3 separate regions of the Homo sapiens genome follow, and regions 2 and 3 are each linked to region 1. A link is a contact called in ENCODE Hi-C or POLR2A ChIA-PET data. All regions are on one chromosome and are shown on one strand. The core of a region is the stretch at or near the end of the contact, and the rest is flanking DNA. Distances in the headings are between cores, read along the strand shown. Region 1 holds the start of ERCC2 (ERCC excision repair 2, TFIIH core complex helicase subunit). Region 2 holds the start of EML2-AS1 (EML2 antisense RNA 1). Region 3 holds the start of GEMIN7 (gem nuclear organelle associated protein 7).

Evidence for each region. Hi-C counts contacts between places; a loop is a spot of excess contacts on that map. ChIA-PET counts read pairs that join two places held with the same protein, here RNA polymerase II (POLR2A). Pooled maps may share reads with other maps.
Region 2: a loop to region 1 is called in a pooled map, with 9 times the contacts of the local background. The contact joins the promoter of EML2-AS1 here to the promoter of ERCC2 in region 1. A Hi-C loop is called at or near these places in 8 of 50 pooled maps. POLR2A ChIA-PET finds 5 or more read pairs at or near these places in 3 of 52 experiments (A673, WTC11 and activated T-cell).
Region 3: a loop to region 1 is called in a map with no recorded cell type, with 23 times the contacts of the local background. The contact joins the promoter of GEMIN7 here to the promoter of ERCC2 in region 1. A Hi-C loop is called at or near these places in 3 of 37 single-sample maps with no recorded cell type and 7 of 50 pooled maps. POLR2A ChIA-PET finds 5 or more read pairs at or near these places in 3 of 52 experiments (AG04450, CD4-positive, alpha-beta T cell and OCI-LY7).

Annotation. Positions count from the first base shown.
Region 1 is chr19:45,369,323-45,373,916 of GRCh38, reverse strand. ERCC2 (ERCC excision repair 2, TFIIH core complex helicase subunit) reads left to right here and starts at 3,344. Exons shown (of 23, transcript NM_000400.4): 1 at 3,344-3,381; 2 at 3,685-3,784. The coding sequence starts at 3,377. RefSeq lists enhancers at 3,051-3,130, 3,749-4,590.
Region 2 is chr19:45,640,244-45,644,777 of GRCh38, reverse strand. EML2-AS1 (EML2 antisense RNA 1) reads right to left here and starts at 3,284. Exons shown (of 2, transcript NR_130729.1): 1 at 3,012-3,284; 2 at 1,938-2,553. It also overlaps a transcript of EML2 not described here. RefSeq lists enhancers at 1,248-1,297, 1,388-1,437, 2,028-2,287, 1,445-2,296, 2,818-2,877 and 2 more.
Region 3 is chr19:45,076,254-45,080,509 of GRCh38, reverse strand. GEMIN7 (gem nuclear organelle associated protein 7) reads right to left here and starts at 1,250. Exons shown (of 3, transcript NM_024707.3): 1 at 1,133-1,250; 2 at 481-603. It overlaps ZNF296 (zinc finger protein 296), which reads left to right and starts at 4,032. Exons shown (of 3, transcript NM_145288.3): 1 at 4,032-4,256. The coding sequence starts at 4,137. RefSeq lists an enhancer at 236-1,003 and silencers at 1,173-1,432, 3,836-4,245.

The sequences.
Region 1 (4,594 bases), core at 2,095-4,594:
GAGAAGTTGACAATTGAGCAAAGAGCTGAGGGAGGTGAGTGTGTCAGCCACATGGCTATCAGGGGAAACAGCATTCCAGGCAGACAAAATAGCTGGTGCAAAGGCCCTGAGATGGGATGTGCTTGTTATGTTTTAGAGACAGCAAGGAGACCAGCATAGCTGAAACAAAATGAGCTGGGGGAGAGAGAGGAGGAGATCAGAGCAGTAAGGTGGGTTGGTATGGGGATGATGAGCAGTAAGCTAGTTACAGAGGACTCTGTAGGTGACAGTAAAGATTTTGGATCTGGGCTGGATGCAGAGGCTCACGCTTGTAATCCCAGTACTTTGGGAGGCTGAGGGAACAGGATGGCTTGAGCCCAATACCAGCCTGGGCAACATAGCGAGACCCTGTCAATAACAAAATATATTTTCTTCCTGTAGGAGATAGAAAAGTAAACATAAAAAAATTTATGTAAATAAATTAAGCCGGGCACAGTGGCTCACGTCTGTAATCCCACCACTTTGGGAGGCTGAGGTGGGAGAATTGCTTGAGCTCAGGAGTTCAACCAGCCTGGACAACATAGTGAGATACCCTCGTCTCTACAAAAAATTAAAAAAAATTAACCAGGCGTGGTGTCGTGTACCCGCAGTCCCAGCTACTCAGGAGGCTGAGGTGGGAGGATCACTTGAGCCCTGGAGGTCAAGGTGGCAATGAGCCAAATTCACACCACCATACTCCAGGCTGGGACAGAGCAAGACTCTGTCTCCAAAAATACAGCCGGGAAGGGTGGCTCACACCTGTAATCCCAGCACTTTGGGAGGCTGAAGTGGGTGGATCTTTTGAGGTCAGGAGTTTGAGGCCAGCCTGGCCAACATAGTGAAACCCCGTTTCTACTAAAAGTATAAAAATTAGCTGGGCAGTAGTGGTGCGCACCTGTAATCCCAGCTACTAGGGAGGCTGAGGCCAGAGAATTGCTTGAGCCTGGGTGGCAGAGGTTGCGGTGCGCTGAGATTGTGCCACTGTACTCCAGTCTGGGCGAAAGAGTGAGACCTTGTCTCAAAAATAAATAAATTAAGAATTAATTAATTTAAAAAAGAGATTTCGATCTGCCCCTGCCTTCCCCTCCAGCTGCCCTTTCTCTGCTCCCTGTGCTCAACTCAGAGCTCCACCCCCACAGGCTTCCTTTCAGCACTCACAGGCCTCAGCTTTCTTCTGGCCTAGAGCTTTTGTGTATGATGGTCTCTCTCCCTGGAACACCTTTCTCACTTCTCTCATCCATCCCCTCTTGCTGGTTGATCTCTTCTAATTATTTTCTGGCTCTACTCAAACCTCGCTTCTTCCACGAAGCCTTCTCTGATCACTTGGCCAACACTCACACCCCACAGTTGACAGTAGACATCCTGTCATAATAAGTCTTTTTTTTTTTTCTTTTTCTGGGACGGAGTCTTGCTCTGTCACGCAGGCTGGAGTGCAGTGGCGTGATCTTGGCTCACTTCTGCCTCCTGGGTTCAAGCAATTCTCCTGCTTTAGCCTCCCGAGTAGATGGGATTACAGATGCATGCCACTATGCCTGGCTTTTTTTTTTTTTTTTTTTTTTTTAGTAGAGATAGGGTTTCACCATGTTGACCAGGCTGGTCTTGAACTCCTGACCTCGTGATCCATCTGCCTTGGCCTCCCAAAGTGCTGGGATTACAGGCATGAGCCACTGCACCCAGCCCATAATCAATCTTTATGGTGACTTGAAGTTTTCCTTCACAGCACTTTTGTACTTGTGATTATACACGTGCGCACACACACACACACACACACACACACACACATTTGAGATAGGTTTTCACTCCTGTTGCCCAGGCTGGAGTGCAGTGGCACAATCACTGCCCATTGCAACCTCTGCCTCCCAGGCCCAGGTGATTCTCCCACCTCAGCCTCCTGAGTATCTGGGACTACAGGTGCACGCCACCACGCCCAGCTAATTTTTGCATTTTTTGTAGAGACGGGTTTTCACCATGTTGCCCAGGCTGGTCTCTAGCTCCTGAGCTCAAGCAATGTACTCGCCTTGGCCTTCCAAAGTGTTGGAACCACAGGCACGAGCCACCACTCCAGGCTGTAATCATATATTCATTTGTATATTTAATATCTGTTCTTTGAGGCCAGGCCTGGTGCCTCACCCCTGTAATCCCAACAATTTGAAAGGCTGAGGGGAGAGGATCACTTGAACCTGCGAGTTTAACCAGCCTGGGCAACGTGGTGAGACCTCGTCTCTAAAAAAATTTAAAAAATAAAACTTAGCTGGGCTTGGTGGTGCACACCTGTGGTCCCAGCTACTCTGGAAGCTGAGGTGGGAGGATCGCTTGAGCCCAAGAGGTGGAGGCTGCAGTGAGCTGTGACTGTGCCACTGCACTCCAGCCTTGGCGACAGAGAAAGACCCTGTCTCAAGGAAAAAAATCTGTTCTTTGAGGGCAGGTGCTGAGGCTGTCATGGTCACCTTTCTGTTCCCAGGGGCCAGCACAGGATCAGACACATGGTAGATGCCACATAGCTATTTGTTGAAGAAACAAACAAAAGCTAGCATTTATGTTTTATTTATTAGTTATTATTATTAATATTTGAAATGGAGTTTCGCTTTTGTTGCCCAGGCTAGAGTGCGACGGCGCCATCTCTGCTCACTGCAACCTCTGCCTCCCAGGTTCAAGCAATTCTCCTGCTTCAGCCTCCCGAGTAGCTGGGATTACAAGCATTTGCCAGCACGCCCGGCTAATTTTGTATCTTTAGTAGAGACAGGTTTTCTCCATGTTGGTCAGGCTGGTCTTGAACTCCCGACCTCAGGTGATCCACCTGCCTCAGCCTCCCAAAGTGCTGGGATTACAGGCTTGAGCCACCGCGCCCGGCCTGCAAAGCCATTTCTAACTCTTGGGCCCAGAAAGGATCACCAATTTCCCTGTCATTCTCCGTTAGACTATTCGCTACTGAGACGATTTTTTTTTTTTTTTGAGACGAGGTGGAGGGGCGGGGGTTCTCGCTATCTTGCTCAAGCTGATCTCGAACTCCTGGGTTCGATCAATACTCAGACAATCTTGGCAGGCGCAGGAGGACCAAATTCTAGTGAATGAGATCGAGTCTCTCGGCTCTTTCCCTTCCATGTTTTCTTTTTGATTGGCCCTCGACGATCCTCAGTGACGCCTCCCGCACCGCCTCACCCGAGAGTCAGCCGCCCTCGCTTTTCCGTGCGCACGCGCAGTATCCCGATTGGCTCTGCCCTAGCGGATTGACGGGCAGGTTAGCCAATGGTCTCGTAATATAGGTGGAGCGAGCCCTCGAGGATGTCCACGACCCGGCCTCTCGCTGAATATTCATGAGGGAGGCGGGTCGACCCCGCTGCACAGTCCGGCCGGCGCCATGAAGTGAGAAGGGGGCTGGGGGTCGCGCTCGCTAGCGGGCGCGGGGGGTCTTGAAGATGGGGTCATCGGTGGGCGCGCCTGGGTCCCCAAGGGGGCGAGGGGAGGGTGAAGGGGTGGGACGGGGGCAGCCGCAGGGAGCAGCAGTGATAGCGAGGAGACACTGAGGGGGCCCCGAGGCTCCTGAGGACCTGAGGGTTACCGGGGGCGCCGGGCCCGTCACCCTTCTCTGGGCTCGACGACCGGGCACTGTGGAGGCGGGAGAGGGGCTGAGGGGACGGGAACTGACCCAGCAGCCCCTGCCGCCAGGCTCAACGTGGACGGGCTCCTGGTCTACTTCCCGTACGACTACATCTACCCCGAGCAGTTCTCCTACATGCGGGAGCTCAAACGCACGCTGGACGCCAAGGTGGGTGGCCGGTGGGCCCGACCCGCCCACTCGACCGGTGGGGCTGCCACGCCTGGGCCTAAGACAGATTGCAGGACGTCTGGATTTTAGAAGTCCGAGGTCCCTGGGAATCCAGGACCCCATAATCTTCCGTTATCTAAAACAATAATGGTGAATAGGCTGGGCGCGGTGGCTCGCGCCTGTAATCCCAGAGCTTTGGGAGGACGAGGCGGGCGGATCACTTGAGGTCAGGAGTTGGAGACCAGCCTGGCCAACACGGTGAAACCCCGTCTGTACTAAAAATACAAAAATTAGCCAGGTGTGGTGGCGGGCGCCTGTAATCCCACCTACTCGGGAGGCTGAGGCAGGAGGATCGCTTGAGGCCAGGAGTTGGAGGCTGCAGTGAGCCATGATTGTGCCACTGCATTCCAGCCTGGGCAATAGTGACACTTGTCTCTTAAAAAAGAAGGGAGAAAAGTTCACTATATATCAGCTACTGTGCCAAATATTTAACCTGCAATTTCTCACAATCCTCATAGTCATGTTATGAGGAAGGTTTTATTATTAGGCCCATTTTATTTTATTTATTTATTTTTGAGATTGAATTACAGGTGCGCGCCACCACATCTGGCTAATTTTTTGTATTTTTAGTAGAGACGGGGTTTCACCTTGTTGGCCCAGCTGGTCTTGAACTTCTGACCTCAGGTGGTTCACCTGCCTCAGCCTCCCAAAGTGCTGGGATTACAGGTGTGAGCCACCACGCCTGGCTTTAGGCTCATTTTAGAGATAGGGATACTGAGGTCTGGGGAGGTGAAGGTACTTGCCTAAGAC
Region 2 (4,534 bases), core at 2,035-4,534, 270 kb before region 1:
TAGCACCATCCCTTCTCCCTAGACAAATGGGTGTGATACCAGAAGGACCACTGTGGGTGTCGGGCTCAGGTGAGGGGAGATAGGAGAAGAGGGGAGTTGGGAGGGAAAAGTGGGAAGTGAGGCCTGGTCTCTGGGAAAAGGCTGAGGATGGGGGGATGGTCAGGAGGGAGCGGAGGGCTTGAGTCACAGGGATGGGGATGGTGGAGGTGTGGGGGTTGGTAGGATGGGCTGGCCAAGGCCTGACAGTGCAGCTGGCCTCTCTGGGTGGGGCAGAAGGGTCAAGATGAAAGCACCTCTATTAACTCAGTTTGGAGGTTCAGTCCTCTGGGCACACACCCTAGTGCCAGGGACCACTGGAATTGGCAGGGGACCCAGAATGCTTATTTTGTCCTCCTCTGTCCCTCTAAGAGCCAGAATGACAGGGTGGCCATTCCTGTTGAGTATGGGTTCTTCCATTGAACGGCTGTGTGTCCGTGTAACAAGTAACGTCACCTTTCTGGGCTTCAGTAACCTTCCTCCTCCTCTCCTCCTAAAATGGATTATGCTACTACAACTACTAGAGTTGCCAAAAGCATTAGGTATCATAAAAATAGTTAATCCTATTCTGGATTTATCGAGCATCAACATGAGCCGGGAACGTGCTAAATGTTTTGCGTGAGCAGTGCCTGGCACATGTAAGCTCACAGTAACAGATGCCATTTTTCTGGTCGTATAATTAATGGTAGGTAGGACCAGGCTGAGCACAGGAGGTGATTGGGTCCCCAGCCCCCACCTACGGGCTGAGTGATCTTTGGCGTGTCTCTGCACACTCCTACTAGCCTCCTTCCTTAGTTTCCCGTCTGCAAAACGTGATGCCAACAAGACCCCTAGAGGTTTCCCCCTGTTACGAGTTCTAAGTCCTGACGGCTCACTCCTTCTGACCTCAGGAGGCTCCCACCTCCCTCTGCAGGTCCAGGCACCGGACCTGGGAGGCGCTGAGTGGGGGGCAGGGCGGGCAAGCCTCGGCAGGCGATTGGGCTACGAAGGGAAGGAGGGAGGAGCGGCGGCTGCACTGCGGAGCCCAGAGGGCCAGCTGCGCGGCCTGTGGACGCGGGATGGCAGGGGCGAGCTCCACGCCCTGTCCCCGTCTAAGCTACCACCTTTACTTCCACCAGGCTGGGAACCAGGGCTTCCTTGGTTGTGGTCAGCAATGAGTCTGGGTATGAGTATTCTGCGGGAAAAGGGGGAGAGGGGCCACTTCGGTCTCCGCCCCTCCCACTTTGGGAAAATGAGCGGGGTTGGGGGGGCGACTCGGGGAGTCATTTTGGCTGCACCCATAGGCTGGAGAGCCAAATCTGGGGCGCGGGGTACAGAGGCGAAATAAAGAAGGGGAACAGAAAAGAGGAATGCCTGCTGGGGAAGAGTTTGGTTGTCAATCCGGTCTGCATCTCCCTTGGGTCTTCTGGGTCTGCCATGCGCTGCCTGCAACCCCCAAGTCCGCCGCCAGGGGCCGCCGAAGCTCTGTCCTTGCAGCTGGCTCTAGGGTCGAACCCCAGGGTGAGGAGAGGAGGGGAAACGGGGAGGCTAGGCATGACCTTTTGGCTTGGAAAGTCTTAGAAACAGTGAAGAGACGTTGGTATTCATAACAGAATCTTCGTCGGAGGATGTTGGGGATCAATTCTAGAACTTTAGTGTCATTAGGAGTAGGTTGGTGTCATTTTGCAAATGCTCTTATCACTCATAGATACTTAACGTCTTAGTCATAAAATCAAAGAATCTTTTTTTTCTTTTTCTTTTTTCTTTTTTTTTTTTTTGAGACGGAGTCTCGCTTTGTGGCCAGGCTGGAGTGCAGTGGCGCGATCTTGGCTCACGGCAACCTCCGACCCCCCGGGTTCAAGCGATTCCCGTCTCAGCCTCCGGAGTAGCTGGGACTACAGGCACGCGCCACCACGCCCGGCTTTTTTTTAAATTTTATTTTATTTTTAATTTAATTTTATTTTAGTAGAGACGGGGTTTCACCATGTTGGCCAGGATGGTCTCGATCTCCTGACCTCGTGATACGCCCGCCTCGGCCTCCCAAAGTGCTGGGGTTACAGGCGTGAGCCACTGCGCCTGGTCACGTCTTAGTCATAGCATCTTAAAGCCAGAGCGAGAGGCTCCTGGGTTCACAGACTCTTAGAAAATAAGAGGGAAGGGACTTCCCCAAGGTCACACGGCCAGCGCGCTGTGGCAGAGAGGAGTGTGCGGATGGGTTGGAGAGCTGTGGGGATTTCCTTCCCCCTTCAGAGTCCTCTTCCTTGGCTCATGTCCAAGTGTCCCAGCCCCAGGTAGCGGGACAGGAAAGGGGCGTGGCTGGCCCCCCGCTTAGACCCAGGAAGGCGGGAGGGACCCCTTGGGCACTGGAGCTCCTGGGTGGCCCTGCAGCCGGCACTCCCCCGTCTTCCAGATGACAATTTGTCGGGCACGAGCGGTATGGAAGTGGACGACCGCGTGTCGGCGCTGGAGCAGCGGCTGCAGTTACAGGAAGACGAGCTGGCGGTCCTAAAGGCGGCGCTGGCGGATGCTCTGCGTCGCCTGCGGGCATGCGAAGAACAGGGAGCGGCGCTACGCGCGCGGGGCACCCCCAAGGGCCGGGCGCCTCCGCGCTTAGGCACCACTGCCTCGGGTATCCCCGTTAGACTGGAGGGGTGGGATGGGGAGGACCGGGGCCTGGTCCTTATACTCACCCTCTTCTGTCCCCTAACCCCATCCCTCCAGTGTGTCAGCTCTTGAAAGGCCTTCCCACCAGGACGCCCCTTAATGGCTCGGGACCCCCGCGGCGCGTGGGTGGCTATGCCACGTCCCCATCCTCTCCCAAGAAGGAGGCGACCTCCGGGCGCAGGTAAGGCACAAGGCCGGGACCCCCAGCCTCTTCCAAGACCTCGTGGGAGACAGAGGTGGTTTGTTTGCCTGAGCTCCAGCAGCAGAGGGTGCAGGGAGAATCTCGCTTGCTCACGGCACTCGCCTGCTGGCCTAGAAGGCTCTGCCCCCACCTGTGTGCTCTCTTTTAGCAGTGTCCGCCGCTACTTGTCACCAGAGCGCCTCGCCTCGGTGCGCCGTGAGGACCCCCGCAGCCGGACCACATCCTCCAGCAGCAACTGTAGCGCCAAAAAGGAAGGGTAAGGACTGGGGCGGCGTCAAGCCGCAGAAAGAGATAGGGAGGAAATGGTCGAGAAATGTAGTCATGCCCCAGGCCACGAGGTCGTAACCTAGAGTGGGGCCAGCTAGTTCAAAAGCGGGGACGGTGCCAGAGCCTTGGAGGGACCAATCTTGAGGTGGCACGGTAACAGTGGAAGGTCTGGGAGGGCGGAGTCAATATTGAGGGGCGTGGCCAGAGTTTTTAGAAGCTGGACGGTCAGGTCTACTGGGTGAGGAAGTCAGGGAGGAGCTTGGCTTATGGGCGTGGTTATTAAGGTACAGGAGAGGCCCCGTTGAGTTTCAGGGATGAAGTCAAGGCAGCAGCCACAGAGTTTCTACAAGGAAAGAGGGAGTCTGAGGAATTTAAGGGTGCAGCCACAGTGTTCGCCTGGGCGAAATTAAAATCTGGGGTACGGAGTAACAGAGGCTGAGACCAGGTGGAGGCATTCCAGATTCCAGAAGCTTTGACATCAAAATCGGGGGGCACTGCCAGGTTGAAAAGGGCGTGGCTTAAAGGTTGGGCGGGGCCGTAGGGGCGTGGTCAAATGCCAAGAGGTGCAGCCAACTTGGAGGCCTCGAAGGTATTCACATAAGGAATACGTGAAAATGGACGTAATCAGAATGCCTGGCGGGCCGGAGAAGGAGCGTTGGCGGGAGGTAGCAGTCAATTCTCAAGCAACTGAGTCAACTCAGGGACAGGGTTAGAAGGGAGGCTCAGAATGACAGGCGTGGTCAACTCCAGAGGCGGGGCCATACTGAAGATCTGGACAGAGTCAAAAACTAAGGCTATATAATTCTAGCAGTTTGGGAGGCGGAGGCGGGAATCATCGCTTGAGCTCAGGAGTTCGAGACCAGGCTGGGCAAAATAGCGAGCCCTCGTCTTTACTAAAAATGAAAATAAATTAGGCCTGGCGCGGTGGCTCACGCCTGTAATCCCAGCACTTCGGGAGGCCTAGGCGGGTGGATCACAAGGTCAAGAGATCGAGACCATCCTGGCCAACATGGTGAAACCCCCTGTCTATTAATAATACAAAAATGGGCGTGGTGGCGCGTGCCTGTAGTCCCAGCTACTCGGGAGGCTGAGGCAGGAGAATCACTTCAACCCGGGAGGCGGAGGTTGCAGTGAGCTGAGATCGCGCCACTGCACTCCAGCCTGCTGACAGAGCAAGACTCCGTTAAACAAACAAACAAAAAACAAAAAACAAAAAACAAAAAAAAAAAGAGAGAGAAAGAAAATAGCCGGGCGTGCTGGCCTTCGCTTGTAGACCCAGCTACTTGGGAGGCTGCGGCAGGAGGCTCACTTAAGCCTAGGAAATTCGAGGTTTCAGTGAGCCATGATCACGCCATTGCACTCCAGTTTGGTCGACAGAGCCACACC
Region 3 (4,256 bases), core at 1-2,500, 290 kb after region 1:
CAGCTACGCAGGAGGCTGAGGCAGGAGAATCCCTTGAACCAGGGAGACGGAGGTTGCAGTGAGCGGAGATCACGCCTCTGCACCCCAGCCTGGGCCACAGAGTGAGACTCTGTTTCAAAAAAAAAAAAAAAAAAATCATTTCCTTGGTGCAAGCTGGAGGGTGGAGGAAGAGGGAGCAAACTCTGGTCCTCACCCGTGCCCCATGTAGAAAGGCAGACTGTGGAGCCAAGGTGTGACCTGATAAGAAACTGGTTTAAGAAAGATCACACAGGGTGTGCCCAGGAGGGTAGAGGCAGGCGTTATCCATTGTCCCTGGTGACCTGGCCCCAGAGGCCTTTATCCTTTCAGTCTCCAAGGCAAGGATTTCCGAAGGTTTCAGGGAAAAATGCCCAAGCCCATCCCCCACGACTTGAAAAACTAGTCTGTTAGATTCAAGAGCCCAACACTTAGGTCAATGGCAGGGGCAGGGGTTTCACAGACCTCCCTCCTGGTGGCCCCGGTGCTCCAGAGAGGAGATCAGCTCAGTGGACAAACATTTGGCCAACTCTTCACAATTGCCAGGGTGTGGAACCAGCTGAGTTGTCAACAGAGAAGCCGCCAGACCTAATTAATTAACCAAGGTGTTGACGTGTCCACAGACACACACACACATACAGACATCATCGGCTGCTGAATCTTGATGCAAATTAGCTAAATGGGGCCACCCGAGAGGGTCAGAACCCCAAGCACAGAATCTCTCCCCTCCCCTTCTCCCCTGGGGCCGGTCAGTTTCCTTTCAATTCCGCCCTGACCACCCATTGCTCTCCTTTTCTTATACTAAGTAGGTCCTCCCGGCCCCCAGGCGTCCACTCCCCACACCGCCCTGGGCGTTCGGACTGGACCTTCTTCCCACCTCCAGGCTCAGACTGAGCGAGCGATTCCGCTCCAGGTAAAGCGGGATGACTGCCACCGATGCTTCTGTTATCGTGGCCATTTATTATTTTCCGGAGGGGAAGTTTTTCTCCTTCTCCCTTCTCCTCACCCCACCCGCGTGGGGCATTCCCGCTGCCGGCGATCGGGATCAAACAGTCCCTGATAGGAGCGTCTGGGGACCAGAACGTCCCTCCAGCCGGCGCTGCAGGCGCGGTCCTACCTCTTTCCGTCACTCAGGGCGTTGCACTGGGGTGAGCGTCCAGAGCTGGGGCCGGGGAGAGGGAACCTGCTGGCGACCCCCCACCACCTTGTACTCACCGAGGTCCGCGGCTACTGGTGTCCCCACTTCCGCCGGCGCCCCCGCTGCAGAGGCCCGGGCAGGCCGCAAGCCGCGGAGCCTGGGTTCCGCCCGCGCCGCCGCCACTGCCCCACGTGGTCGCGGGCTGGCTCGCAGGCTTGGAAGCCAGCACAGCCCGGGTCGCCACCTGGCCCGCGGCTTTGCGGGGCACTTGGGACCGATCTTCCTGCCTGCGAGTTGGGGGCGTCTGGGATGCCCATTTTAGGCAGGAAGAAACTGAGGTTCAGAGAGGGGAAGACTTCCTCCCTGCTGGGTTAAGGGCAGAGCTCGGTCTTTGCATCCCCATCCCCCTACACATACCCACTCCTAACCCCTTGCTTCCAGTGGGAACCCCCGCTCCTCTACAGGAAACCTGGAGATCATGGTTTCAGATGCCGCATACTAAGAAAGTAGCTGGGCTGGATCAGAGGCGGTCATTTTGTCCTCCAGCTCTCCCTGCAGTCCCATTTTACAAAGGGGGAAACTGAGGCCTTGAATGGGGAATATGAACCTCCCTATTCCAGGCCCAGTCAGAATTCACTTTCTCCTTGCGGGGTCCTCTTTACGCAGGGATCCTGTGGGCCTTTGCTTTCCACTAGATCACCAAGGCCTAGTGCCAGGTACACAATTTGGTGCTCTGCAAATATCTGTTGAAAGAATATCATCAGACACATAGTAGGTGCGCAATAAATATTTGTTGACTTAACTATGAACGAGTAGGGGTTGTATTTATGAACAAGACAGACTCCCATCCTGCCTCCTAGAACCTACGTTCTAGTGGGGGTAGAAGGGACAGAATAGGGTAAAATGAGCAAATATGTAAACAAGATCCTTCAGGGTTTGATCAAAGTGATGTATAAAGAATAAAATAGGCCGGGCACGGTGGCTCACGCCTGTAATTCCAGCACTTTGGGAGGCTGAGGCGGGTGGATCACCTGAGGTCAGGAGTTCGAGACCAGCCTGGCCAACATGGTGAAACCCTGTCTCTACTAAAAATAGAAAAATTAGCCGGGCATCTGTAATCCCAGCTACTCCGGAGGCTCAGGCAGGAGAATCACTTGAACCCGGGAGGCGGAGGTTGCAGTGAGCTGAGGTCGTGCCACTGCACTCCAGCCTGGGCAACAAGAGTGAAACTCCATCTCAAAAAAAAAAAAAAAAAAAAAGAGTAAAATAAGGGCAATGGGATAGTGGGTGGCTGGGTTGCCATGGAACTTAAAATTGGGTGGTCTGAGGCTGAGTGCAGTGTCTCACACCTGTAATCTCAGCACTTTGGGATGCTGAAGCAGGAGGAGCGCTTCAAGCCAAGAGTTTCAGACCAACCAGGGCAACAAAGCGAGTCCCTGTCTCTATTTAAAAATAATTTTTTTTGAAAAATTAAAAATTACAAAAAAAAAAAGGGTGATCAGAGGAGGCGGCAGTGAAGAAGAAACCACCTCAGATAACCCTCTAGTTCCAACCTGCCCTACCTCCTTTGACAGATGGAGAAAGTGAGATCCAAGAGGGAACTGGGGACAGATGGAGGTCATGGAGTGTAATTTGCAAGGCCTTCAGCAGGGTGGGGCTACTTTAGATACTGTTGGTCAGGGCCCTCTGCTCTCAGGAGGACAATGGAACCCAGACCTGAATAACAATGTGCAGAACTCCAAGAGATCAGCATCTGAAATCAGCATCTGGGCTGAGGACAGCTGGGGGAGGACAGGTTCTTGCCCTGACCTCAGGGGGCTTGCATTGGGTGGGGGAGAGGACAGTCCACAAGCCGTTCTATACTGTCGTGCAGTCGGTGCCAGGAAGAAAAGAATACTCATCAGGGATTGAGGGTGGGGCAGGGTGTCGATGCCACTTCAAACAGTGAGCAGACAGAACTGCTTAGGGGAGGGAAGTTCAAGGAGGCGGAGTGGAGGCAGGTGAGCTGCTTGGCTATTTGGTTTTAATGGCGACTTCTGGTCTAGGAACAGAGTCGATGTGTATGATTACAGTCCTCCTCTGCTCAAAACCCTCCTAAGGCTCCGGTCTCAGGAAAACCAAAAGACCTTAAAGCGATCAAAAGATTGCTTGGATCTGCCCCCATATTTTCACTGAACTCAATCCCCAACCCGTATTGCCTCTCCCTTTCCTTGTAATTCCTCAATGCCCAGGCCCACTGGCTGGGCTTCCTTCCCTCCAGCCTCAGCTCCACCATGCCCTTTCCCATCATAGGGGAGAAAATTGAATCCCTCAACCCCAGTAACCCTCTCCGCCTTTCCAGCTTTCTTTTGCTCCATGGCACTGGTCATCATGAAGGGCCATCTATATTTTACGTAATTATGTTTATAGTGTCTTCCCCCACCGTCTGAACTCCGTGCAAACAAAGATTATCTTCTGTTTATTCCCTCCTGTATTCTCAGGGCTTCAAACAGAGCCTGGCGCACAGGAGGCACTCAGTGAATGCTTGCAAAATGAATTTTTATTGTAATGCATTTAATGAAATAGCCCAGATTACTATCAGGCACCTAATAAGAAACGTGACCGACTATTTTTCTCGCTTGGGGGTGCGTGTGGGCATGCCGTGTCTCAGTTTCACCCGCCCTAAAACGGGATCAGGGATAGCTGTTTCAATGCCTTGTGGGAACTCGGTGTGATTAAATTTGGTCACTAAGCCAAACGCACGGGACACTGCCTAGATTGAGTTAGGCCGCCGTCAGGGCCCCAGCAGGGCGGCTCGGTCCCCTCCCATGAGCCCCGCCCTGGTAGGCGGAGCCACGGGCCCGGCCAGCACGTGTAAGAGTTCGCGGCGGGTCGCCGCAGTCACTCACCTGAGCGCGCACGGTCCGCGCGTCCTCCGCTCGTGCGTCCTCCGCCCGCCCGCCTGCCTGCCTGCCCGCCCGCTCGCTCGCCCGGCCCGCGACTCATGTCCCGCCGCAAGGCCGGCAGCGCGCCCCGCCGAGTAGAGCCCGCGCCCGCCGCCAACCCAGACGACGAGATGGAAATGCAGGACCTCGTCATCGAACTCAAGCCCGAGCCAGACGCG